5 separate regions of the Mus musculus genome follow, and all the other regions are linked to region 3. Evidence: chromatin loops called from intact Hi-C (ENCODE). Cell type or tissue: heart. All regions are shown on one strand.

Region 1 (5,000 bases), 150 kb after region 3:
TTATCTCAGCAGACTTCACAACAGAGCGAAAGCCCGGTCTCTTCTCTCCTCAAAAATCTTCAGATTATTTTCTTCGCCATCCTCCTCTTCTGCACACCAAGTCGTGAATGAGAAACACATGGTCTTGGCTCCCTTGTCAAGCAAATAGTGTGAAATGTACACGCAGTCAAGCAAGTTAGGAATCCCCAACTGCAAAGGGACTCAGGACCTCTTTCTTCCTTCTTTCACATAGATAGAACCGACTTGGTTAGCTCTCTGATTATATAAATTTATGAATGAAGTAAGATTTTTTTAAAACCAGAAGTACTAAATGCAGAAAGAGATACCTCTGAAGAGAGAGCGATAGAGAAAGAGGAGTCCAAATCTAGCCAGAGGGTAACTGGACCTTTTGGCTCGCACAGCTACGACCCAAAGCACACTCCAGGAAGTGCACGGGTTAGCTAAAGTTAGACAAACAGTGGCCTCTTACGGAGCTCCCGATGTCACTCTGATTACAGTAGGTTTAGTTAAACTGCAGTGCCAGAGAGCTGCAGTAGAAAAACCCATTTTACATTTACTTCATTTCTATAAAGCAGATCAAATATCCTGCCCAGGACTTGTTTCCCTTCACTTCTTTGACATTTTGAAGATGCAAACATAGTATATATAAGGTTCAACTATTAAAAGGTTACAATCAGCATGAGGCTTTGTTTTCCAAACCCTGCTTGCTTCCTGTGTGGAGAGATAAGCAGGCAATCTTACTGTGTTTGTGTTCACAGCCCCCAATGGGGATAAAAATCTCGTAACTGGGAAACTCCTCCACCTCTACATGAGCAGTTTTGCTTATTCGGAACCTGACAGATCCTGCAGGAATCAGGAACATTAGCTGGCAAAGAGTTTGGGCTCTTCCACTCACAGCTGTGTTCATAATTTCCTTTCAAATGTGAACATGGCCAAGGAAATGGGGAACAAACCTGCATACGAAAACTTCAACAAGCAGACCCGAAAGAAAAACGAAGGGCCACACCACAACTCTTTCTAAACTTTACTTCAGGACTTTTCCTGGAGGTGTGCTACATTTGGAAGGAGCATCCTCAAAACAAGGAGCAGGGCTAATGCAGACAGGGAGAAGAAAAGAAACATTTGGAGAAAAATTCTCGACTTGGAGGAGCTTGAAAATAAGTGAAATAAAAGCCACATCAAGAGGAAGGCTCCCCTTGTCCTTGTCGGGCGTGCTCATCCGTCAGAGATAGTTGCCATGGTTTTCACTTCAGGCTGGATAGTGCAAGGTCATGCGAGGTAGCGCACTTAACGGAAGTCTTGAGGTCCAGTGGTAGTTTTACAGCTCAGCAGTCCCTCAGATGAGTGGTGGCTTTGCGCTGTTAGCGGCTCACCAAACAGGAAGGAAACAGGGGTCCTCATGAATGAGCATCAATAATCAAAGATGTGCATGATTTTGCCTTTCAATTATTTTCCCAAAGGCTCATGTGTGAGCTCGTTTCTTAGAAATATTTTCTGTTAAATATGAATTGACGACATTAACTCCACAGAGATTTTGTGGTGCCCCTGGATGGATGATTTTGGTTTTATTCGGTAATGCACATGCATTAGAGTGTTTGCTGTCCTGACGGCAAGGACAGGAATTCTAGCAGAGCTCTTCCGGAGGTTAGCGGAGCCCCCTCAAGTATTTTGTGAGGTATTGTTTGCATCTGGGACATAGCTGTGTTCTTATCTGCTTCCGGAGTTGATTCTCTATTTATCTGAGCTGTAAACAGCTCCCAGAGGTCAGCCTGCCTCTGAAGAGAATGCTGGTCCCTGGCTAGTCAAAGCTACATCTCTGCTATGTTACGCTGAATTCCCCTTTCTTAGCTGTATCCTCCATCTGCTATAGAGGTCACCTCTCTTTCTCTGCCATTTCTCAGAATCCATCCATTCAACTCCAGCTTTTGAAGGCCAGTGGGAAATGAATTTATGCTCTCTACTCATTATGTGCTGTTTGCTTTGAAACCTAACAAATCTAAAGACGTTGAGTACTGTTTTCCCTAAATATTTTATCACCATAAAAGCTAAATAAAGGCTCATTATGGAAAGTTTGTATTTCATAATTTCAGACATGTATAATATAATATAAATGAGTCACAGAAGCACCCAAATCATCTGCTCTAACCAGCCTTTTGCTTTATCCACACGTTTATTGTGCATATTTACATTTATTAGTTCTTTAAGAACTTTATACATTGTATTTTGATCATATTCACCTCTTTTAAGCTCCTTCAACATCCATTGTACTTCCTGCCCTCCCAACTTCATGTCATTTAAAAAAACAAAACAATACACGGAGCTCAGTTTGTACTGTCCACAAACTCTTGCATGTGCAGCTTACCACTGAGCATAGTAGACTTCCCAGAGGCCACAACATTAAGAGGAACCAATTCTCCCCTTCCTCTAGCTACCAGTGCCTCTGCTGGTGGTGGGTGGGATTTATGCCCACCCCTTCCATGATATGTAGATAGTTTCGTATCTGTTTTCTTCTTGCCACCCACCATTATACTATTATCATTTACACCCTCATAGTCATCTAATACAGTCTTTTTTAAAAATATTTTTTATTATTATGCATTTTCCTCAATTACATTTAGAAGGCTATCCTAAAAGTCCCCCATACCCTCACCCCCATTTCCCTACCCACCCATTCCCATTTTTTTGGCCCTGGCATTCCCCTGTACTGGAGCATATAACGTTTGTGTGTCCAATGGGCCTCTCTTTCCAGTGATGGCCGACTAGGCCATCTTTTGATACATATGCAGCTAGAGTCAAGAGCTCCTGGGTACTGGTTAGTTTATAATGTTGTTGGTAACAAAAGAACTCAAATGATATGTACTCACTGATAAGTGGATATTAGCCCAGAAACTTAGTATACCTGAGATATAAGATACAATTTGCAAAACACATGAAACTGAAGAAGAACGAAGACCAAAGTGTGGACACTTTGCTCCTTCTTAGAATTGGAAACAATCACCCATGGAAGGAGTTACGGAGACAAAGTTTGGAGCTGAGACAAAAGGATGGACCATCTAGAGACTGCCATATCCAGAGATCCATCCCATAATTAGCCTCCAAACGATGACACCATTGCATACACTAGCAAGATTTTGCTGCAAGGACCCTGATATAGCTGTCTCCTGTGAGACTAGGCCAGGGCCTAGCAAACACATAAGTAGATGCTCACAGTCAGCTATTGGATGGATCACAGGGCCCCCAATGGAGGAGCTAGAGAAAGTACCCAAGGAGCTAAAGAGATCGTCTAATACAGTCTTAATTGCATCACAATACTCCTGATTTAACCCTTCCCCCATTGCACAGCGTTTAGATATTTTCCAATTTTTTTTTTGAAATTGTAAATAATGTTGTTGAAAGCATCATCTTTCATGCCATTCTAAAACTGCTTTTCTTCATTAGCTGTGATGGGTTCATGTAGCAGTCTTAGGTGTGAACCAGGTTTCTACGCCCTCTGCATTAGGATTCTCTTGCCTCTATCACATCTGTCTTCCTGAGAGACCCAGAAAGAACACATCGTTTACCTGCTAGTTATAAAGCACGTGAACTTGGTTCATTTCTCCACTTCCTTCAGCCCCTGTACTCACACACTGTCCTGCCCTTTTAACTGTTGTTCTGTAAGGCCATTTACTCCAATTTCCTTCTACCACTCTCCAGATTCTTCCTTGGTGTCACACATGAAAATCACCCAGCTGACCTCGAGGACCTGCTTTGTAGTCTTCTCTGCCCTCCATTCTCAGATCCATCTTTTGTTAGTTTGCTCTCTGTTTCAAAACTCTACGACTCTTCTATGAAACCTTACATGAAATATCACCACACAAAGTGCCACATCTCCTGCTATTTTTTTCTTTGCATCTATGCTGTCTATTTGTCTGCAATCCCATCCCCAGATTCCTGTCTTCCTTTTATTTCCATCTCATTCCAACATGGTTTTTCTTGCTTTATGTTTTAAGCTTTACTTAATCCTTTAGAGCACAGTTCATACCTTATCTACTCTGTGAAACAGAGTGAGTTTCTGTTACATTCAAAGTTGTGCAACTTGAGTTCAATTCTCTTGGCCATTCTTGCTGGGTGATTAGGGGGGAAAGTAAGAAATTCCATCAAGCCTATTTCTGCATATGCAAATAATAATGCCCTGTGTACCCTTGTAAGAACCTAGGAAGAACTGAATATGTGTTACAACATTTTGGCAAGTTTAATGATATACAGATGAAAGAAAATGTTGTCTACTGTATCCATTAGTATCTGTACCTTTGAGTCATTTCAATATCTAGTTTTATACCATATATTGTAGCAGTTAGGATCATTTCTGTTTTCATGATCTTCAAATTATGAATTTGATTTTTGTCTGTCTCATCATATTTGCTCTTGTATTATGTGTGTTAATTTTTCTTGCTCAGCTACGAGATTCTAAGTGCACTATAGTATATTTCCTTATAGTATGCCTATAAACCCCAGAGCTCAATGCCACACATTACCCTAATGACCACCAGTTTAAGCTATATAAATTATAGCCGGCAAGATCTAGGTAGAGTCACATTGGGATTTAAATCTAAAAAAAATATCCTGTGAACCTAGCCTTCTGGGAGGTTCTAGTAATAGAAAAATCTTGCACTTTGGGGAGTTTTTGGAAGTCTAAAATTAAGATTAGCTTGCACTCTGTGTAAGCTATGAAAGCTATATATGAAAGTAGATTCTCCATTTAAATCTTGCCTCTTGGGAATATTCCATAAATTATTATAGCAATTCCCCCTCTGTTACATCTACTGAAGCCAGAGGGGGAATTTAGACACTTAGGAATGAAACCATTTCCTTAGTGGTCTCCATCAGAAAAGTCAATGCTGTGTTGTTAAAGACTGTATGGTCATACCTTCTTTTAGATTACTTATTTAATCTATGAGTCAATTTTTGGTTTTATCTAGTTACTTATGACCCAATGAACCTTTGCATCTATTAGGTTAATA
Region 2 (5,000 bases), 59 kb after region 3:
AAAGGTAAATTCTCAAACATGAAAATACTAAGCACTTCGCAGAATATTTCATATTGTGGGTGATGAGGGATAACCAGGGTTGGACATAGGAAAAACTATCTTTGTTGATTTAAACAAACAAACAAACAAACAAGCAATACAACAATAACAACTACCACCACCAAACACATAGCCTGAGGCTGGACCACCTGACTAATGACACTTGTAAAGCCTTTAAGGGATTTGTAGATCTGAAGGAATGGATTTCACAATTCCTCTGATAAGCTTTCGTAGTCCCATTCTCTGACTGGACTCTGGAAACACACTGCCTACACTCCATCCCTTCTCTAGTCTTCCTTAATGTCACATTTGTCTTGACTTTCCTCTTCTTCCCCTCAAGACAGATCTACTGTTAGGGCTGTAAGTCAGTGATATGGTACTTGTCCAGCATGGGAAAGACCTTTGGTTCAATGCTTAGTGCCACAAGATTTTAAAAAATGAAGACAGGTACTTGAGAACAGAAATGTCTGTGTATAACAACTACAAAACAAGGGATACTGTTGCTTTCAAGATAGGGGAAACTGAGGCTCTATTCTGATGGTTTTCTTACAGTTAGGACTTAGACTTGAGATATCCATTCCCCCTAGGAATTCCATACATTTAGTTTAGGTAGGTCAAATATCTGGGTGGGGGTGGGGGTCCATTCACTAAGGAATCGAAAATAAGACTTCTACTGCTGGCCCACATTTTTGGGCCAACTTCCAAAGCACTTTTCCCCAGAGAACTGGCCACAGATCCTAAGCTTGGGCCTATGTTCCAAAGACCAGAGGGAAGAAAATCAGCGGTGAACAGAATCAAAGTCCATAGATAACTGCTGTGTGACCCTATATCCAGAGATTGGGCTCGGATGCACAAATGTCCTGTCTGCTAAATCCCTGCAGGAAGAGAGATATAAAAACTTAAATGGAATGTGAGCTATTTCTTAAGGAAGTATGCTCCAGTTGCTTCTGCCCACAGAGAACTTGGACTCATCCTTAATTGTGACTTTGTAGGCTCTCTGACTGAAAGAGCAACGATAAGGCAGGTCGTGTGCAAAAGCAGTCAGGAGACAGGCACAGGATCCAGATGGAGCTGGCCACCTCCCAGCTCTCAGAAGGCTACTGTGAATTTCATGGAACTCTCCTATGGCTTCCCTGACAGTTCCTTTCATGTCCGCCCTCTACAGACAGCACACCTTTCTTCTAGCTCATGCCACTAATCCTCACATAGAGACTCAGTTTTACCCAATCCACACTTTCCAAATGTACAGTATAACAAGACAACCACACCACTGGGAAACGGAAAAAAAACAAAACAAAAACCTTTTAAATTCTGTTCACCCATCTTTCAAGTGATGCACTTGAACTCACTGAAGAGGATGGACATCATGAGATAGCATAATGGGAAGGGTGGTCCAGAGATGCAGGAACTTATACATCACAGCATGGGTATGATCAAGAGGAGAGCCTACAAGGGCCCAAAGGTACCCTGGATACCGCATGGGGCCACCTCTCACTTCCTGATGGAGACACAGACTCGTGTCCAGGACTGATCATCCACCTGGTGCCAGGGACCGAAGGCAGGTGAATGTGGGCTCTAAACGTCATATGTTTAAGGGGATCAGTGTTCCAAGGCTGTGCTTCAGTTCTGAAAAACACCACTCCCCACGGAAGCCCCCTCCCCATTTTCCTCAGCAAGACCTTAAAAACAGGGGTTGCTTTTAGTCTTTTTTTTTTTTGAAAGGAGGGAGAGGATTTCAGCTTAGCCACACCTTAATTCTCATATCTGAAACTAGAAATTCCAACCCCAATTTCTGAGAATGGCTATGAGAATTAGCAGACGTGAGAAAACAGCTAGTATAATGGCTGGCTCCTCTCCCCACCACCATCCCCTGTCTGTGAACCTCCTTGTAGTTCCTTCTGCTCCTGTCTTATAAAGTATGCCCTCCCTTACTCAACCTTCCTAGGCAAAAATCTTGAGAAACTGATATCCATTGTCTGCTTTAGCACAGGATGCTATCAATGGCTGGGAAGAGCCAAAAGAGTACTGTAGCGGATAGGCACCTCCGTTCCTGAGGTACAGGTGACCTACAAGAGTGGCACAGAGTCAGAATTTCCATTCTGTGCCCTGTCTCCAAAATCTAGAGAATCCCAGGTTCTTACCTTGAGAGGCACAGCAGCAGGTGGGGCCAGGCAACTCTGGCTGATCTGAATGGTGGGGCAATATCTGAAGAGCTGTGCCCTTGTTGCCAGCACTGTGGTACCTATGTCTTCTTCACAGTTCTTTGGGAGTACCTCTTGGTTTACAGTCCCTCTCCTCTGGAGTGCCCTTTTGCCCCTGTCAGCTGCATAGGACAGGGTGCTTTGTGGAACTGAGAATTCGATGGCATTCCTGGCTTCTGGGTCCATATCCCACAGGTCCCCGTGGGCAGAAATGACTGGCCGGTGCTTCCAGCCTATGGAAGGACTGCTGTTTCTATCATTCAGTGTAGGAGCTGGGCTAGCAAGCCTACATGGCAGTTGTTGTGGTAGGCCAAGTTTCCTAGAAGCAGGGACCAGGCAACGCCTACTATGTGGGGATCCACAAACCCCACTCCTCTTTACATGCAGATTCTGAGATTTCTCTGTTTCTTCCTTCTTTTCCTTCAGTGAGTAGCAATCGAAAGCAGCTGGTCTCAGTGTTCCAGGGCCTTCCCCGGGCAGGAGACTCGAAGGCGATGGAGCTAAGCCCTGCGTACATCTGAAGTTCCAGGGAGCAGAGAAGAAGCTTGCTCTGGGACTTGGGAAAATGTGTCCCTCCTCCAGGCCCCCTGGGGCTGCTGTTGCGACTGCGGTTGCTGGAGAAGGGGCGGGGAGAGTTTGGGTAGCTTGGGTTGGTGGGGGCTGCAGCTGGATGAAAAGGAAGGAAGTTTTCATCTGCTGTGGCTGAGGCTGCTCGGCCATTTCCTCCAAGGGAGCAGAGCCAGTCCTCGCCAGGGTTTCAGACCTCAGTGTCTCAGCAGCTGCAGGCAGACATGACTCAGCCCCATGGCTTTACCATCAGTCTGTGGAAGGAAACAACACACCTTTAGCACCCAGGGGGACTCTTCAATGGGCTGAGGGCCAGAGAATTGTGTTTGCTGGAGAACTGGACTCTGCTCAGAGTCACAAAAGCAAACATTGGTGGAGAACAGCATACAAGTGACAGATGTGTGTGTGTGTGTGTGTGTGTGTGTGTGTGTGTGTGTGTGAGTGAATCAAGACAGACTTCCACACCTATGTCCAAATGGAATCACTTATTTACCTTTAACTGTTCCTTCTATTGATTAATCCTAAGTTATTTTGACTATTCCTGTGATTTGGAGTATGATCTGAAAGACGGTATGTGGTTTATAAATGAAACTTTCAGCAAACATTGAGATGGACTTTCAGTCTCCTTTGCCTGTATAAGTGAGACAGTTTTGAACAATTGGGACTCTTCATGAAGCTTTGCTTTAAGGGCTACAGTAGCTTCAGGGGACCCATGCTGGTAGGTCTCGTGGCCCAGGCCAAAGTATTAAATATTATAGTTTGATGTATTGCCCCCCCAAATTCAAACGTTGCTGAAATGACTGAGAGGAGGGACTTCTGAGAGGCCATTAGAGTCTGTGTATTCCCCACCCCCAGCCCTGTGCATTTGGATCCTAAAGAGGCTTTTGGGGGAACCCAGATAGCGCTATCAGTGGCCCTTTTAATTTGTGAACTTATTGTAGCAGTGACAAATATGTCTATTCTAAGTTGTATGAGCTGGAATATGGGAAATGCAGAGAAAGAGATGATGGTCAGGAGCTGAAGGGAGGGCTGGCTTGGAAAGCCTATGTAGGAAACCTTCACAAGAATTCATTAAATATCGGAGTGGGGGGCGTCTACTAAAGGAGTGTTGGTCCTGGGTAAGAAGTAGGGGGTAAGAAACAGAGAAATCATGGTTATTATTGTATATAAATAGCATTTTGATTGAAAAGATAAAACTTTGGTGGCAAACGTTTCTCCAACTCTTCCTTCCACTTAAAGAAAACTTTTAATTGTCTCTAAGACTAGCTAATCATTCCTAGTTTACAAGTTTGCTATTGATGTAGGGATTAAATAAATAGTACGAGGTGCACAACCAATTCTCAGTAACTATTAGCTGCTCCTCTTGGAATGTACCTATACATTTGAAGCTTTGAAGAAATTTGTTCATGTAGCAAAATAATTAAAATATAATATATGTCGATATATACATCCTAATACACAAATGAGCACATGTGTATTGTTTTTGCCTATATTAGGTAGCCATTTACATATTTTTATGCTTTCTGTCTGAAAAGACAGGAAAGACTCTAAAACTAGAGGAATTACTGGTGAGAGTCAGCAGTGAATTTGGGGTTAGGAGACATAAGTTTGAGTTTCAGAGTAAACATCTATTAAGTGTGATTCACTTTGAACCTCATTGAACTTATTTATAAAACAGCAAAATAAATGTCTATCCTTCCCACTTGACAGAACTCTTTTACAGATCAGATATGGTAATCTATATAAGAATAATTTGTAAGTACAAAAATAATACATGTATGATGCATATATATATGACTATACATATATATGTATACAGTATATATATTATATATTATATAAAAACTATATATAATATATATATTATATATATAGTCTTTGTGTTGTGATGTGTTGTAATACATAGACACAGACACAGGTGCATACACACACACACACACACACACACACACACACACACACCCCTCTATGTATACACTAGGGTTATTTTTTTAAGACAAGATCTCAAATGGTCTAAGCTTGTACTAGGATGACCTTAGACTCTCAATATTCCTGCTTCCACCTCTCATCTATAATAAATAATATTATTTATACTTGTAAACTAAATAACTCTTTGTGGTTTCTATGAAGTGCTGTGGTTTCATTGCTTTGAAAGGTTTCTAAGCCAGCTTCCTATTTTCCTGCCACCATTTC
Region 3 (5,000 bases):
TGGAGTTTCAACAAAGTCCTTGTCAGCTTGGCAACGGTAACTTCGATTTCAGTTTGTTGACATTCTGGGCACAGCAAAAAATCGTTCATTTGGTAGGGCAAACAAACATTGCAAGGACATGTGCTATTTTTGTGTAAATAAGATATAGCATAAGCAAAGATTCATTATTAATGTTATGAGCTACACATTATTTTCCAACAAGGCACAACAATTTGGATTGTAAAACTTGTCAACCACACACTTCAAATTCTCATTATATACTCAGTCACTACAAATAGCAGCAGCATTTGGAACTTTGGAAAATGGTCATATAACTCACAAACACAGAATAGAATAGTATTAAGTAATACAGCACCATTTCATTTCTGAATGCACATACAATATCACAAATAACACAAGCTTACCAGGACATGAACACTGAGAACTAACAAACTGGAGAATGTCATCAATATCTTAGTATAAAATCTAGAGAACCTCATTAGTACTCCCTAAAATTAATCAAGGTTAGTTTAACTCAGAACTCAAGAAGTGTGTCTGTAGGGATACTGCTAAGCACTGGCGTGGCATACGTCAGCCATGGGTTCAATATTTAGCACTATTTTAAAACTCAAGAAGAAAACCAAAGACCTCTATGCTTGGTCCTGGAAGAACATGGTGGAGAACACTTGCAGCAAAACGTGATTCGGCTAGACCAGACTTCTATAACCATATTTCACATACAGGCTTTGATTGCATTGTTTCTTTTCCGTCAGCCTAAAGCTCAATTTAGTCTGAATATGTTGCAGACAAACCTGAGAATGAGCGCCACGTATTACTCACCTTTTAATCCCACCCAAACTCCAAAATACCAGCTTTTTCATAATTGCCAAGTGGTGTTATCTCCATACTCCTTAAAGAAAGCAGCCTTAAAGCCAAAGGACATACACATCTTGATTTTCACAGCTTCGCCTCTGAATGAAGACCCAGATTAACCCATTATAGCACTGGTGACTTCGCTTATGAATAATGAATGGCAAATCACTCCAGAATGTCTACAGGGAATTTGTAAATACCCTAAGCAGGGCTGGAAAAGCATTTATTGGGAGAGAATAGAAAGTGTATTTGTTCTCTCTCAGCAGGGAACATCCTCTCCCCCACATCTTTTTTTAAAAGCTAACCAACTCAAGCCTACAAGGCCCAGGGCTTCTTTTAGGACTTCCAAGTCTGTAAGACAGACTAGACTCCCTGCTTCCTCAAGATCCTCCTTAGAACCTACTCAGAGTCTCTCCTAACAAAAAGCAGGCTCCTAGAGAGCACAGATCCTGTCTTACTCACTGGCCAACTTGGCAATGTACACCCTTTATACATACTCAACTGCAGATAATGAATTGCAGAATGTATTGCCAAAATCTCACTTACATTGATTTTCCAAATCTATCCTCTTCCCTATACCTGCACCTGGACCCACTCAAAAAAAAAAAAAAAAAAAAAAATCCTATGGGGCAGAAATCCCGGATCCCACTGTCGGGAGAGCCAGAGTCTGGAAAAATGAAATTCTGTGCCTGGTGGGTGTTTAACATCCCTCTACATCTAGGGTAATAGCAAAAGTAAACACTGCTTATAAAACTGACAGCATTGTAAACTCAGCCTCTAACCTATGTTAGCCTGCTTTACACAATTTTTTTCATAACATCAGTTGCCAAGCTATCTATGAAAAAAAAAAGTTAAATTCATGCAAAAAAGAATCATTTAAATGTCTTTAAAAGATAGAAGAAATGTTACACAGAATAATCTCCCTGTCTGTTTGTTTTCTCCGTGCAAGGGATTTCTTCTTTTCTTTCTGACAGAGAAACATGATAGTCACTCAATCTGAAAGCTGGCTTGGCAGACTAACATGGGCACCTTAGGTCCTCTTTAACGCCTGCCGTCTATAGATCTTTAGATCATTAGGCAAGATTCCCCTCCCCAGATGAGGTTTTCAAGGCAGAGGGGGTGAATGAAAATCCCGCAACCTTAACAACAAAAAGTTCGCCCTCCTGGGTTCCCCAACAAGCACAAAGAAAGAAAACAGCTGGGGAAAGAAAAAGAAAAAATAGTTATCAGAGCACAAAGTGAAGTGGCCCGGGCATCCTGATGGGGCAGAGCAAACAACAAGGCAAAAGAAACCCCGGCTCAGGTACGGACGCCTGACACACTCCACACACCCTCTCCCTAGCCCGGGTCGGATGGGGAGCTCACCGCGGCGTTTCTCCCTTCCATCTTCCATCGCCCGCGCGGGGCTCCGGGCCGCGGGGAACCGGGCTGGGCGCGCGAGTGCGGGCGGCTCTTTGTTGCGCGCCCCGGGACGGACAGCCGTGGCCCACGGCGGCGGCGGCGGCAGCGGCGGCGGCAGCGCGCACCCGGGCGTTAGCGGCGGAGCCCGCGGCGGACACCCGGGCCGGCCCCCGGCAACGTCAAGGCGAAGGCGGCGGGGGCGGCGCCCGGCACGGAGGCGGAGGCGGCGTCGGCGGAGGCTCGGCTCGGCTCGGCTCGGCTCGGCGGAGTAGCGTCCTGCAGCCCTCTGCTGCCTGTTGCTTTGTCTCCTTCCGCAACACCCCCTCCCCCGAGAAAAGTGAGAGGCGCGCTCACGGGCGTTTCCTCCCCGAGAGCGCCGCGCGCAGGCCGTCCCACCTGGGCCCGAGCGCGCGCCCGCGCCTCTCCACAGGGTCGCGGCTGTGGGGAGCGAGTGCGTCCGCCTACGAGGGCGCTCGGGCCACAGGCCTCCCCAGAGCCTTCAGTCGCTGGACGCTGCGGGGGTTCAGGGACACCTGCCCCATCCGGAGAGTCTAGTCCCTGACACCCACTTTAAAGGCCCATTTCTCAAGGAAGTTGTTCTCACCCTGATACAGGCACTCTGGCCCCCATTGCAACCCCATCATTAGGACTGTCCTGCATTGAAATGTCACTTCACTGAGTCTCACTCCTATCCCCTGCCCCGTTTAATGCTTGCAGAAACCAGGGCTGGAATCCACTCCTTTTCAGGGTTTAGGTTACAGTCTGTGAGTTGTGGATGTAGGAGTTGGTGGCCAATATTCCAGGTAAAAGCTATGAGGCAGTGGCCAAGTCCCAACTAGCAACTTTTATTTTGTGCTGATTCTTATTCATGGTTCTATGTTAATACAACTGTCAGACTGGAGATCAAGGAGCCAGGACTAGCTTATCCAGTCTAAAGAAGACCTAATCCAAGTAAAGAGGGTTTCCGCATCAAATTCTTGCCAGAGCCACACACCTCAAGGCAAAAGCTCACCTGGGCAGTTGTATGGCTGCCTGTGATTATTCTCATGTAGCTCTATTGTCTTACCCATGTGGCCAATAGAAGATGACCAGAGGGAGGTGACTAACATGACCAAGTTTAGAATTGGGGGCTAGGGGTCAGATTTCCCCTGACCCCTAAATTCATTCCAATGTCTGAACGCTAACTGCTATCCAGGTTCCCCCTGCCAGACCAGCAGGAAGGTCAGGTTTATCGGTTGTCAAGCATCTCAGTTAATGGATTATTTCTAACCTGTGGATCTTCCCTTCATCCTTACATAAAAAGACCTCTCAGAGGTAGTTCCTCTGTCCCTGTCCTAAATTCCTACCTCCTTGATTCTCCCAGCCTGTGCATTGTGTTGACAAGAACCATAAGTAAGAATTGATACAAAATGCAGTTGCTACCCTGAGAGTTGGCCCCTGATGTTGTGGCTTTTACCAGGAAAAATAGTCCATAATTCATAAATTCAGACAGAGCTTCATATAGGTTGGAAGGTGAAAGACTTAACTTACACTAGCCTATGAATTCAGGGACCTGGAACTAGTGCCCAGAAAACCCAGGAATTCAGTGTCAAAACCTGAGATGTCACCTCTGTAAACAGGAAAGTGGGCTATCTGGGGAGTTCTCAGCTATAGACTGTTTACTTAGTACAAAGGATGCCATGGTTCCAGTCCACAGCATCCCCATATTACCCCACAGAAGGAAGAACCAAAGTGTGGGTTAGTATATGCTTACCCAATACAGTATCCTTCCCTTAACTTGAGCCACGAGCCAAGTTATTATATGTGGTATGGAAGGAAAGAGAAAACCTATTGCAAGGAAAACTACAGACATGAAGTGCTAGAAGACAAAAGGAGAAATGGAAAGGGTGAGATTCTGCTGTATAGTCTTAATATGTAGATTCTAGGTCTGAAGAGCCCAAATTCTGGAATATATATTCTTGCTACTGAAGTAATTATTTACAATGAAGAAAAAAAAAAGAAAATCATACAAATTTCCAAAAGTTGACACAACTAAATGACTTGTTCGTTTGTTGTTTGTTTGGGGGTTTGTTTGTTTGTTTATGAGACAGAGTCTCACTGTGTAGTTCTGACTGGTCTGGAACTCACTATGTATGTAGAACAGGCCCACCCACCTCTGTCTCTCAAGTGCTGCTGCAACCAGCTGCCTACAGACTCTTGATTACCATTGTGAAATGATTTCTTAATAGCTTCATTGAGACCTAATTTATATGCCCCCAAACTGACCCAATTAAAACTCACAATTCAGTAATTTCAATTTATTAGCAGAAAAATACAAACATCACTAGAGTTAATTTTAGAATATTTTATCATCTGCAAAGAAATCTTGCTTTCTACACCTACCTTATTATCATTTATTCTATTCTTAAGGGAGTTCTCTCTTCAAAACCATTAGAATAATATATGTTCATATGGTATGATGTCAGATTTGGAAAACCTAACAAATTTCTTTCACAGGACAGTTTTCATATGCAGTGCTTAGTGGTAATGTTCAGTTTTAATGAGAATGAAGGGAACTGTCTCAGAGTATGCAAATATTCTACTTGGGTGATGTCATATTAATCAAAACATCACATTTTATACTTAAAAGCTATTCACTGCTCTGGATGTAAATTCAACCATAGATATATATATATCTCCAATGACATATTCTAATTAGAATTCAGTTAGAATTAGAGGGTAGTAAGCTAAGACATTCTTTCTTGAGC
Region 4 (5,000 bases), 52 kb before region 3:
AGAACAAATTCAATCCGTACTCAGACCAGAGGAAGGGGAGTGGGAGTCATGTGTTTAAACTCATAAAGAGGAGTGCAGGCGTCATTAAATTAAGTTGCAGGACTCTCCTCTATGATTCAAGTGGGCCTTAAATGCAATGACAAGTGTCCTGGGGAAGCAAGAGAGACACCAGACAGAAACTTTGTGACAAAAAAAAAAAAAAAACCACCAAGAGGGGCTCACAGAAAAGATGGTAATGTTCCTGGCTTTGCAGTGAAGGAAGGGATCCAGAGCAGAGCAGGGCATCTGCAGTGCAAGGAAACATTATCTCCTGGAGTCTCCAGAGAAGCAAACTCTGGTGCTTGGGAAGAAGGGGATAACCACTCCCTACAACTAACTCTTCCCTTTTCCCTCAGTAGGCTAACTGCATCTTCCCAAAGTCAGTAAGGACATCGAGCTGGGACAGGAAGCCTCTCAAGAGAAGCTAAAAGCATCCAGGAGAACAGTAGAGGAAGTGAGAGGCTAAATCCTTCACTTCTGAGACTGAAGAGATGAACATCAAAAGAAAGGGCTAATGCAGGAAAGGGGCCACAGGGTCGGAAGAGGTGCAAAGAGCGGTAACCCTGCCTCTCAGCTAGCCCTTTTGCCGGCTTGGCTGCCAGTCTCTTTAACAGTGTGAGCAAAAGAGACAAACCTGAATCCATGCCCTTTTGAAAAGCCCTGGAGGTCCATTCTCATTTTCCTACCAGCTGCTGTCTACTGACTATGCCAACTTCCTGAAAGCAGCTCCCCTGGGCCAAGGGCAAATGGACACTCTGCTGCTCCCTGAGGGAGGTGGAAATCAGAGCCTGTGCACCAATGGGGAGAGGAGGCAGAAGCTCCAAACACAGCCCAGCCACACCACCTTTTATCAACAAGCATGGAAAGCTGTAGAAATCATATGAAAATAAGCCTGTCACAGACCCAAACACACCTTCCACTGACCACCTTAGCTTAGACCTGCTTCAATTGCCTTGCAAGAGTGAAGATTATATTCCCTCTGCAAGGAACTGAACCTACCTTGGATACAATTCTAACCTGTAAGACAGTAGAAGCTTGCTTTATTTATTTATTCATTTCTTTATTTACTATTCAATCCTTTACTCATTTACCTGTTTATTGAGAGTGTGGTATAAAATGTTAGGAAGATAAGATGCTAAGCATTCGTCTAAAACAGCTTTCTATAAAACAAAGTCAAGATACCAGAATCAAGTTTTCCTCACAGCTTGCTCTGTTAAAATGGCAAGTGTCTAGCTCACTAGCTGGGGAGCTTCAAAGAAAGGCTTTAAAAGAAAATTAACAACCAAATACTATTAGCTCACAATATCCCCTCCTCCGCCTTTCCCACCATTTCACAATTAGTAATGATTGATGGGTGGGCCTTGGCCAGCAAATGAGCAGGCCCAGTGAGTCAAGTCTCTACTTCACCTATCTGTCTTTACCTGCCCAAACTTACCTTTTTTTTTTTTTTTTTTTTTTTTTTGGCTGCCTCAAGCTCTGGGTCTATGTACTGATACATTAAAATTCACAAATAAAGCAAACGAAATTAAGGTTCACATTTTAGAAAATCAAAACAAATACTCTTAAAATTTTGAACCTGCTTGCTAGACTCCTGGTTGGCAAGGAGAACTCTAGAGCCATCCATCCACACCACATGCAGTGGATGCTCCTGACCCTATGCTAAGCTACATGAGCAAGGAATGCTGGGACTATCCAACAGCATAATCAGAACCCATGAAAATTCAAGGAGACTCTATGATGTTTATAAATGTTCCTCAGTGTATTATTTAATAAACAGGAAGTGGCAAGGCACTGAAAACAAGCAATACGCACAGAATGTTGTAAGAAACTCCCCCCAAAACAGCATCTATATGGTTGAGGCAAAGAGGGACACCAAAAAGAACACTAGGTCCGAAAAACAGAAATGAACACAAAAATGATACCAAGACTCAGGTAAACATTCATTATTCGTGGCCTAGATGAATTGCTTATCAAAATTTTATTTTAAAAATATATAGATAGCAAAATCTATTATGTGGGTACTTCTGTTAAATACTAAAAGTTACATTAGTAGTTCACTAATAAAATCATTTCTTCAAACTGCCCTGGTAAGGTTTTATTATTTTAGTTTGCTATTACTGTAATAAACACCATGACCAAAAGTAACTTATTTCCTCTTACAGCTTGTAATTCATCATGAAGGGAACTGGCAAGGTCTCATGGCCAGAATCTAGAAGCAGGACCTGGGGCTTGGATCACGGAGGAACACTGCGTAGCAGCTTGCTCCCCGTAGGTTGCTTAGATTGCTTTTTTAAACAACTAAAGGGGTGAAAGGGCTTTGAGACAGTAACTTTACCTACAGCACCAAGCAGCTCCCTCCAACTGTATGGCTTTAGCTGTACAAAGACACAAACTACCACTCGTAGTAAATGCTCACATACAAGTCATTTATTGTAAGCCACAAGGGTTAAACTTCTAAGAAACAAAATGCTTGTTAAGAGTAAATACTTTCTGAATTTTGTTTTCTGAATTTTAATAATTTCGTTGCTTGTTCTTTGAGAATTTTAGTTAATGTATTTTATTAAAGACATGCACACACACCCAGTCCTCCAACTCTTCCCATAATCACTTTCTCCATCTTCCCATCCCTTTCCCATCCATCTTTGCGATTTCTTCCTTAAATTAAAAAACAAAAACAAACAAACAAACAAAAAAACAAACAAACAAAAAAACCAACCCTGCCCCTAGAAGCACTGTACGTGTGGCTGCTGTGTCACCGGTGTGTCAGTAGGTGGCAGAGAGGAGACAGGCTGTGCCTAAGCTCAGTGTTCTGACCTTTGAACAGCTGAATGATGGTAGCCTGACATTCCCTGAAAGTGAGACAACCACCAATGCAGCGCCAGGAAGGCCCAGATGCTCCCAGGACAGGGAGCAAGCTGGAGAGCAAAAGAGCCCCACTGTGGTGGGAGTGAACCAGAGAGCTGGCCGTGGCCCTCACCAGCTACAGCACTCAGGTGAGTGGGACCTGCACCTCACCTGGGCAGCACAGTAGAGCTGACCCTGGGTGTGTAATAAGAATGGAAGGTGTGATGAGTAGTCATGAACATGTAAGAACTGACCCTGCCACTTGTCTGCTGTGCAGGGGCATAGGCAAGGGAGAGATATACCCAGTCCCACCCTTCTCCACCTACAGCAAACAGGATAGCAGGCCCTGAGGTCATTAGAGCAGGAGAGCTGGCCCTACCCCTAACCAGCTGCAGCACTTGAAAGAGCAGACCCTGCACCTTGCTCGGGCATCAGGGTAGAGTTGCCCCTGGTAGCAGGGGCTGCTGCTGAGCCAACCCCCAAGGGCCTGAAAGGGGGAGAGCCAAAGGGCTGTAAAGCCCAGATCAAGGAAATTGGCCCACCACAACATCTTCCCCATCGATGAACTGGTGGAGTGTATAAAGGGACCAGTCCTACAGAACCAAAACTACAGGACCTCCATGACACAGGGTCAACAACAGCCTATCTGAGAGGAGGCCTAGTGAGGTTCCAGCATTAATAGAGTAACAGAAGCCAGAAGCCTCGTACCAGACCAAGGGATCATTGCAGTAACATTTGCAAGCAAAGAAGTAAGGGCAAAAGGTATACTGTGGGACACACTGTGACACACCACACTTCCACAACAAGGTTTTTTCTATGTTGGGGGGGGGCAGTTGCAAGACTGGAAGGTGGGTAACAGAGAGGGGGAGTTGACTCTTTTGTCCTGTTCTCAACACCCCTGCTTTTTTAATTCCCATTCTGATGTCTACTTCTATTAGTTCAATTGTTTTTGGTTTCACATAAAAGTGAGAATGTACAGTATTTATTTTTTCTATGTACACCTGGCTGATTTCACTTCCTCACAAAACTGCAAGTATACACAACTATGATTTGACAATAATTTCCAAAAAAAAAGTGTAATTTTTTTAAGCAGATGATTCTTTCAAGAATCTTCTTTAAAAGTTTCAGATTCCATTTGTCCAGTCACCACTTCAGGAATGCCATGCTGTTCCCTGAGGCTTTAAGAAGTCATCAACTTCACCCTCAGAAACAAAGGAGCCAAGAGTTGAGCTTAAGAAAGCAAAGGCAGAGCAAGGCATCCTGGGGCAGAGCTTCTATGCACTGCTCACGCTAAGTGGGGAGCGTGTGGGCAAATGCACCAGGATGAACCATCTGGGACGTCAACTACACCCAACTACCAGGAGAGTTGCTGGAGAACTAGCAAGCACTGTGACCGAACGCCTGAGGCTACCTCTTAGGCATGCTGAAGTCTGAGTTATACCTATTCATTCTGGAGCTACCAAAGGTTCTAAAAGGCCTAAGAGACAGCAGTGTAGCTGAGGACATAGAGCAAAGTCCGTCCCTTTGAAGCCACATCCACCTCCGCATTACAAGCTACAACCACTAAGAACCTGGACACATGTGTGGGTAAGCTAGCATTTCCTACTTATTCTGAGTATCTTAAAGCCGTTCACTGTTTTTAATCAATGGTTTTACATTTGTATTGTTAGTAATAATAACAGAGATGAAACTGCTCTGGAATCATCCAATGCAAGGGATGTGACAACACTGGAGAAACAACCCTTGCTACCTAAGACAAGTTATCCCCACAGTGAATTGTCAACAGAAGTACATGAGCTAAAGAACAAAATGTAAATGCAAACTGTCAATGCTCTTAGACACAGATAGAATAAATGGCTCATAGCTTTTATAAAGTATACAGCCAACTTCACCCTCACCCCAATCCTGCCATCTTAACTCTGCAGATCTTCTGAGAACAGAGGTTTATTCATTTGACCTGTGCATCGATGGATAGAAAACACACACACACACACTCAATGTGATAAATTATACTTCCCAGGTTTAGACTTTTAAAAGTGTGTCATGTTTTACTGAAGATACTGTGCTACACAGTTTTATATCAACTTGACATAATCTAAAGTCACCTGAGAGGAGGG
Region 5 (5,000 bases), 76 kb before region 3:
AACAAAGACAGAGCTTATTTAGTAGTGAGTACAATGAGCGTCAATACTTGCTTCCTAGTTATTTTGTATTCGTTTTCAAGAAATTTCCAATTTGGCAGCACTGCAAGTTGAAACCATAGCTTCTAACTTGGAGTTCTGAAAGTTATACAAGGAAAAGTGGAGGGATGGGTGTTCCAAGTATAAGGGACAAAGAACACCCAGGTCTTGGCCCTTAAGAAAAGAATGTCCCATGAAGACTTTGTTTTCCCCTTTAATAGCCCTGTCATCCGCTCTAGAATGCTAATAACTGAAAGTAATCTGTACTAAATAATCCAATGCTTTGGGCTATACACATATACTTCCCCTTCCAAAAGAAAAATAAGAGGGGATACCACACATACTGCTATATGTCAATATCCGAAAGGTTTTTGGCTTTATCTTAACAGGTTAAAAAACTAAGTTCCTTCACATGGTATTTAGTGTAGAAGTTCAGTAAGCAAATCAGATAGAAGGTAGTTCTGGCTCCCTGGGGACGGAAGCAGGAACTTCCACTCTAGCCTCGTTCCCCAACGCTCCAGGAGACACAGAACCTTGAGTTAGAGAACTGTTTTAAGCTGTGCTTTTCTGGAAGGCTACAGGACTTGGTGAGAAAACTCAGCTCCTAAATTCACATTTGCACAGCCATGCCAACAGCATGACGCAGATGCTAAATGAAGTGAGATAGTAACGTAGATGCCGTGTGACCTGAGGTAGTGACTTAGCCAGGGTTAAGTCTGAGTGACCTCATCCGAGGAAGAACCGTATCAGCTCATCCTGAGGGCTGAAGAGCCCTGTGCAAGGTACCAGAGTCCCTGACAGAAGCTTTACAGCTGGGCACATTTTAGTCTAATCGTGCAGAAGATGGAGGTGTGACCTTTGCTTCCTAGATTCCCAGATAGCATTTTATAGCTTTAGAATGATAAAGATGTACATCACAGATCAATGTATAGACATGTAGAATTATAAGATGCATGTCAAAGATTACTGTATAGGTGATGTGTACATTACAGATAGGTAGAAATAAATGTATAGATATTTAGAATTATAAGGTGTATGTCACAGATTAATGTTTAGATATATAGATTACAGATGCACAAATATGGATGTAAACAAAGGTCAGTAATTAATTGGGACAGAGAAATCAGGCTGGACCCCAAAATTTTACACACACACACATATATACACAAACACACACAAAAATATATCAGTTAACAAGTACCGGTTGAGAAACTTCCACAGAATCTATTTCTACGTCAATTTGTGTTTCTTCAGAAGCTTTTCAAAGACTTACAGTAGAGAATGCCAGTAACACTCCAGTTCTTGTTTCACACCATCTTAGTTCATCTTAGCTCACTTAGGAGAGATCATTCATGTCTCTCACCTTTTAAATCTGAGTATTTTCCTCAACAGAGGAATGGATACAGAAAATGTGGTACATTTACACAATGGAATACTACTCAGCTATTTAAAAAAATGAATTTATGAAATTCCTAGGCAAATGGATGGACCTGGAGGGTATCATCCTGAGTGAAGTAACCCAATCACAAAGGAACTCGCACAATATGTACTCACTGATAAGTGGATAATAGCCCAGAAACTTAGGATACCCAAGATATAAGATACAACTTGCCAAATGCATGAAATTCAAGAAGAACGAAGACCAAAGTGTGGACACTTTATCCTTTCTTAGAAATGGGAACAAAACACCCATAGAAGGAGTTACAGAGACAAAATTTGGAGCTGTGATGAAAGGATGGACCATCTAGTGATTGCCATATGCAGGGATCCATCCCATAATCAGCTTCCAAATGCTGACACCATTGCATACACTAGCAAGATTTCGCTGAAAGGACCCAGATATAGCTGTCTCTTGTGAGACTATGCCGGGGCCTAGCAAACACAGAAGTGGATGATCACAGTCAGCTATTGGATGGGTCACACGGCCCCCAATGGAGGAGCTAGAGAAATTACCCAAGGAGCTAAAGGGAACTGCAACCCTATAGGTGGAACAACAATATGAACTAACCAGTACCCGGGAGCTCTTGTCTTTAGCTGCATATGTATCAAAAGATGGCCTAGTCGGCCATCACTGCAAAGAGAGGCCCATTGGACTTGCAAACTTTATATGCCCCAGTACAGGGGAACGCCAGGGCCAAAAAGGGGGAGTGGGTGGGTAGGGGATTGTGGGGGTGGGTATGGGGGACCTTTGGGATAGCATTGAAAATGTAAACGAGGAAAATACCTAATTAAAAAAAAAAAAAAGAAAGAGAAAAAAAAAAGAAAAAGAAAATTTTAAACCTTTATTCCATGATGTCCTAATGAGACTAAGGAATGAATGGAAATTTCCTAAACCTCCAAGTTAACTTAAACAGAACACAAAGATGCTCACTCTGTCTCCCTCCACACCCCACCCTCATCTCAGATCTAAGTGGGAGAAAGCTGCCAGCAAGAAACTGAAATGGTGCCTCACAGCTGGGGAAGTGCCACTGAAAGCATCGCAGACTCTGTCCACCAGGGGGCAGTGTTGTCTAACTATTAAAGAGTACTCAGCATGAACAGAAATAAACTCCTTCCTAAAGATTTTCAGGGGAAAGATTTCTCAGGTTCGAAGGAAAATCTAAAATGTTTCTATTAAGTCTCTTTAATCAGATTACAACGTCCTCACAACCTCACAACCTCACCATCCACTGCTCACAAGCACTAGGCCTCACATGCCTCTAGATCAAAGATGACCCCAGAAGGAACTGAAGACTCCTCATGTGGTTTTCCACTCCGCCCAGGACTGCTTCAGTCCCCACCACAAGCGCCATCCTCACCTGTGATCTGCTGTGAACAGGCAAAGGAAGTGGTGACCACTGGCTACCCAGAACCCTACTGCCCCACCAAACTTCAAGCCACTTTATGATGGCCCTACTTAAATTATCTCCCAACAATGAATAAAACCCCTATAAGTAGCCAGGTGTGATTGTGCATGCCTTGAATGCAAGCACTTAGAAACCAGAGCCAGGGAGATCCCTGTGAGTCTCGGGACATCCTGGTCGATATAACCAATACCGTATTTGCCAGGGGTGCACACTGAAACCCTGTCTGTAAAACAAAAACAAAACAAAATGACAAACAACAACAAAACAAACAAACAAACAACAACAACAAAAAACCACTCCAACATATACCCAACATTTTACCTTGAAAGAGATGGTTATCATCCTGTCCTAGTGACAAAGGCCCAAAGTAGAGTGCCAAGGTGTCAGTGGCCAGGGTGATTTACATTATATTCCAGGTCTTTAAAGGAGGCAGCAAACATATCATAACTCATTTAACAGTCTATTATTATTTAAAAAAATATTTTGGATCAACCCAAGCAAATAAACTGTCTTAAATAGCCAAAACTATAAAACAACTAGAGAACGGCATAAGGAAAATTGCTTCTTGACACTGATACTGGCTATTTATTTTTCTTGTGTGAAACACCAAAAGCACAGGCAAAGAAAAAAAAAGGCTGCAAAGACATGAGCAAGGGAGAGAGGCCTTCTTAAGAGACTCAGAGACAAGCCCCTGATAATCCAATCCCAAATAACCAGCCCTCACACACATTCACTCACACACACACACACACACCACGAGTGAAGGGGCCAACAAATGAGCTCAGCACACTGCGTTTCTATATACATATGAATATATACATATATGTATATATGTATGTAACAATACTAATTAAGAGAAAAGAGGTCATGAAAATGAAAGGGAATTTGGGGACTCAGAAGGAACTGAAAGACGGAGATGAAGGCATAAAAAAATTAATTAAATACAGCAGTCATATATAAAAATCTCAAAAAGAATTTCAAGAAAAAATCAGGACCACATCCATCTGAGAAACAAACTCAACTGCTGTGCAGCAAAGGAAACGGTCAACAGAATAAAGAGACAACCTACATAATAGGAGAAAATATTTGTGAAGCGAACATCTGATAAGTAAATATAACTTAAATAATTCAATACCAAGAAAACAAGCAACGGCTTTTTTAACGGGCAGCCTCTGAACAGACATGTCTCAATAGCTTAGGGGAGGACAGACTTAGCCAACTGCACAGGAGACTATGTTTCGCATCACTAGCTGTGGTTTGAATGAGAATGGCCCCAGTAAGCTCATGTTTGATTATTTGCTTCCCAGCTGCTGGCAACATTTGGGAAGGCTTAGGGGCCTTACTGGAGGAGGTGCTTCATCGCAGGCTTGGAGGTTTCAAAACTCCACACAATTTCCAATGTGTCTCTCCCTTGCTCGTGCCTCTGCATCAGGATAACGCCCTCAGCTATAGCTACACCATGCCTGTCTGCCTGCTGCCAAGCTACCGTGCCAGGATGATCATGGACTCGTCCCACCTGAAACCATAAGCAAACTCCAAATAAACCCTTCCTTCTGTAGGATGCCCAGGTCACTGTGCCTCATCACAGCAAAAACAAAGTAACTGAGAGACTCATAATTTGGGAGCGGGGGAGTTAAACCCCTAGGAGACACCGCCTCATACCTGCTAGAAAGACTATTACGAAAGAGGCAAAGATGTGTTGGAGAGGATGCAGGGAAAAATAGGTCCTCTGTACATTGCTGCTAGAAGTGTAAGACGTTATGAAAAAGAGAATGGAGACTCCTACAAACATAGAAATGGGATGAACATGTGATCCGCTAATCCAAGTACACAGCCCAAGGACAGCCAGTTAATTAAACAACACCCAAACACCCAAAGTTTTCACACAGTTATTCAAAATACCCAAGATACTGATATCTGGAGACTTAAGTCGAGGGGGAAAGTGAGATATATATGTACATAATGAAATATGATACATCAAAAAGCAAAATCCTGCTATTTGCAATTGAATAAATATGAAGAACATTTTGCTAAGTAAAATAAGACAAGAACAAAACAACAATATTGTATGATCTCACATGTAGAATGTTTCAAAAGTCAAGGACCAGCAAGATGACC

Evidence for each region. A loop is a pair of places that touch in the nucleus more often than their neighbours do. Peaks named below come from ENCODE experiments on the same cell type or tissue, not always from the same donor. Only the 100,000 strongest peaks of a DNase experiment are listed, where the experiment ranks them.
Region 1: a loop joins it to region 3, with 3 times the contacts of the local background. A loop is called at or near these places in 3 of 42 quality-filtered maps.
Region 2: it touches region 3 in a loop (3-fold over the local background); 5 of 42 quality-filtered maps call a loop at or near these places.
Region 4: it touches region 3 in a loop (2.1-fold over the local background); 5 of 42 quality-filtered maps call a loop at or near these places.
Region 5: a loop joins it to region 3, with 2.4 times the contacts of the local background. A loop is called at or near these places in 2 of 42 quality-filtered maps.

Annotation. Positions count from the first base shown.
Region 1 is chr8:68,205,639-68,210,638 of GRCm38, forward strand. It overlaps a transcript of Psd3 not described here. Among named protein-coding and RNA genes, the nearest start is that of Sh2d4a, 68 kb to the right of the region's middle. In heart, CTCF peaks have their summits at 468, 1,660 and 2,456; DNase peaks (open chromatin) are centred at 1,283 and 1,713; H3K4me3 peaks cover 1,816 bases; H3K27ac peaks cover 668 bases.
Region 2 is chr8:68,118,568-68,123,567 of GRCm38, forward strand. It overlaps a transcript of Psd3 not described here. Among named protein-coding and RNA genes, the nearest start is that of Psd3, 150 kb to the left of the region's middle. In heart, no CTCF peak of the experiment used is centred here; DNase peaks (open chromatin) are centred at 1,084 and 2,934; H3K27ac peaks cover 859 bases.
Region 3 is chr8:68,059,927-68,064,926 of GRCm38, forward strand. It overlaps a transcript of Psd3 not described here. Among named protein-coding and RNA genes, the nearest start is that of Psd3, 88 kb to the left of the region's middle. In heart, a CTCF peak has its summit at 2,634; a DNase peak (open chromatin) is centred at 2,525; H3K4me3 peaks cover 2,028 bases; H3K27ac peaks cover 1,263 bases.
Region 4 is chr8:68,007,585-68,012,584 of GRCm38, forward strand. It overlaps Gm15991 (a long non-coding RNA gene), which reads left to right. Exons shown (of 7, transcript XR_003947558.1): 5 at 1-3,032; 6 at 4,006-4,470. LOC115485644 (a small nucleolar RNA gene) reads left to right here and starts at 2,756; the gene lies at 2,756-2,886. It also overlaps a transcript of Psd3 not described here. In heart, a CTCF peak has its summit at 2,801 (motif pointing right); no DNase peak of the experiment used is centred here.
Region 5 is chr8:67,984,175-67,989,174 of GRCm38, forward strand. The region is part of intron 4 of Gm15991 (a long non-coding RNA gene); the gene reads left to right. It also overlaps a transcript of Psd3 not described here. Among named protein-coding and RNA genes, the nearest start is that of Psd3, 12 kb to the left of the region's middle. In heart, a CTCF peak has its summit at 2,521 (motif pointing right); a DNase peak (open chromatin) is centred at 2,517.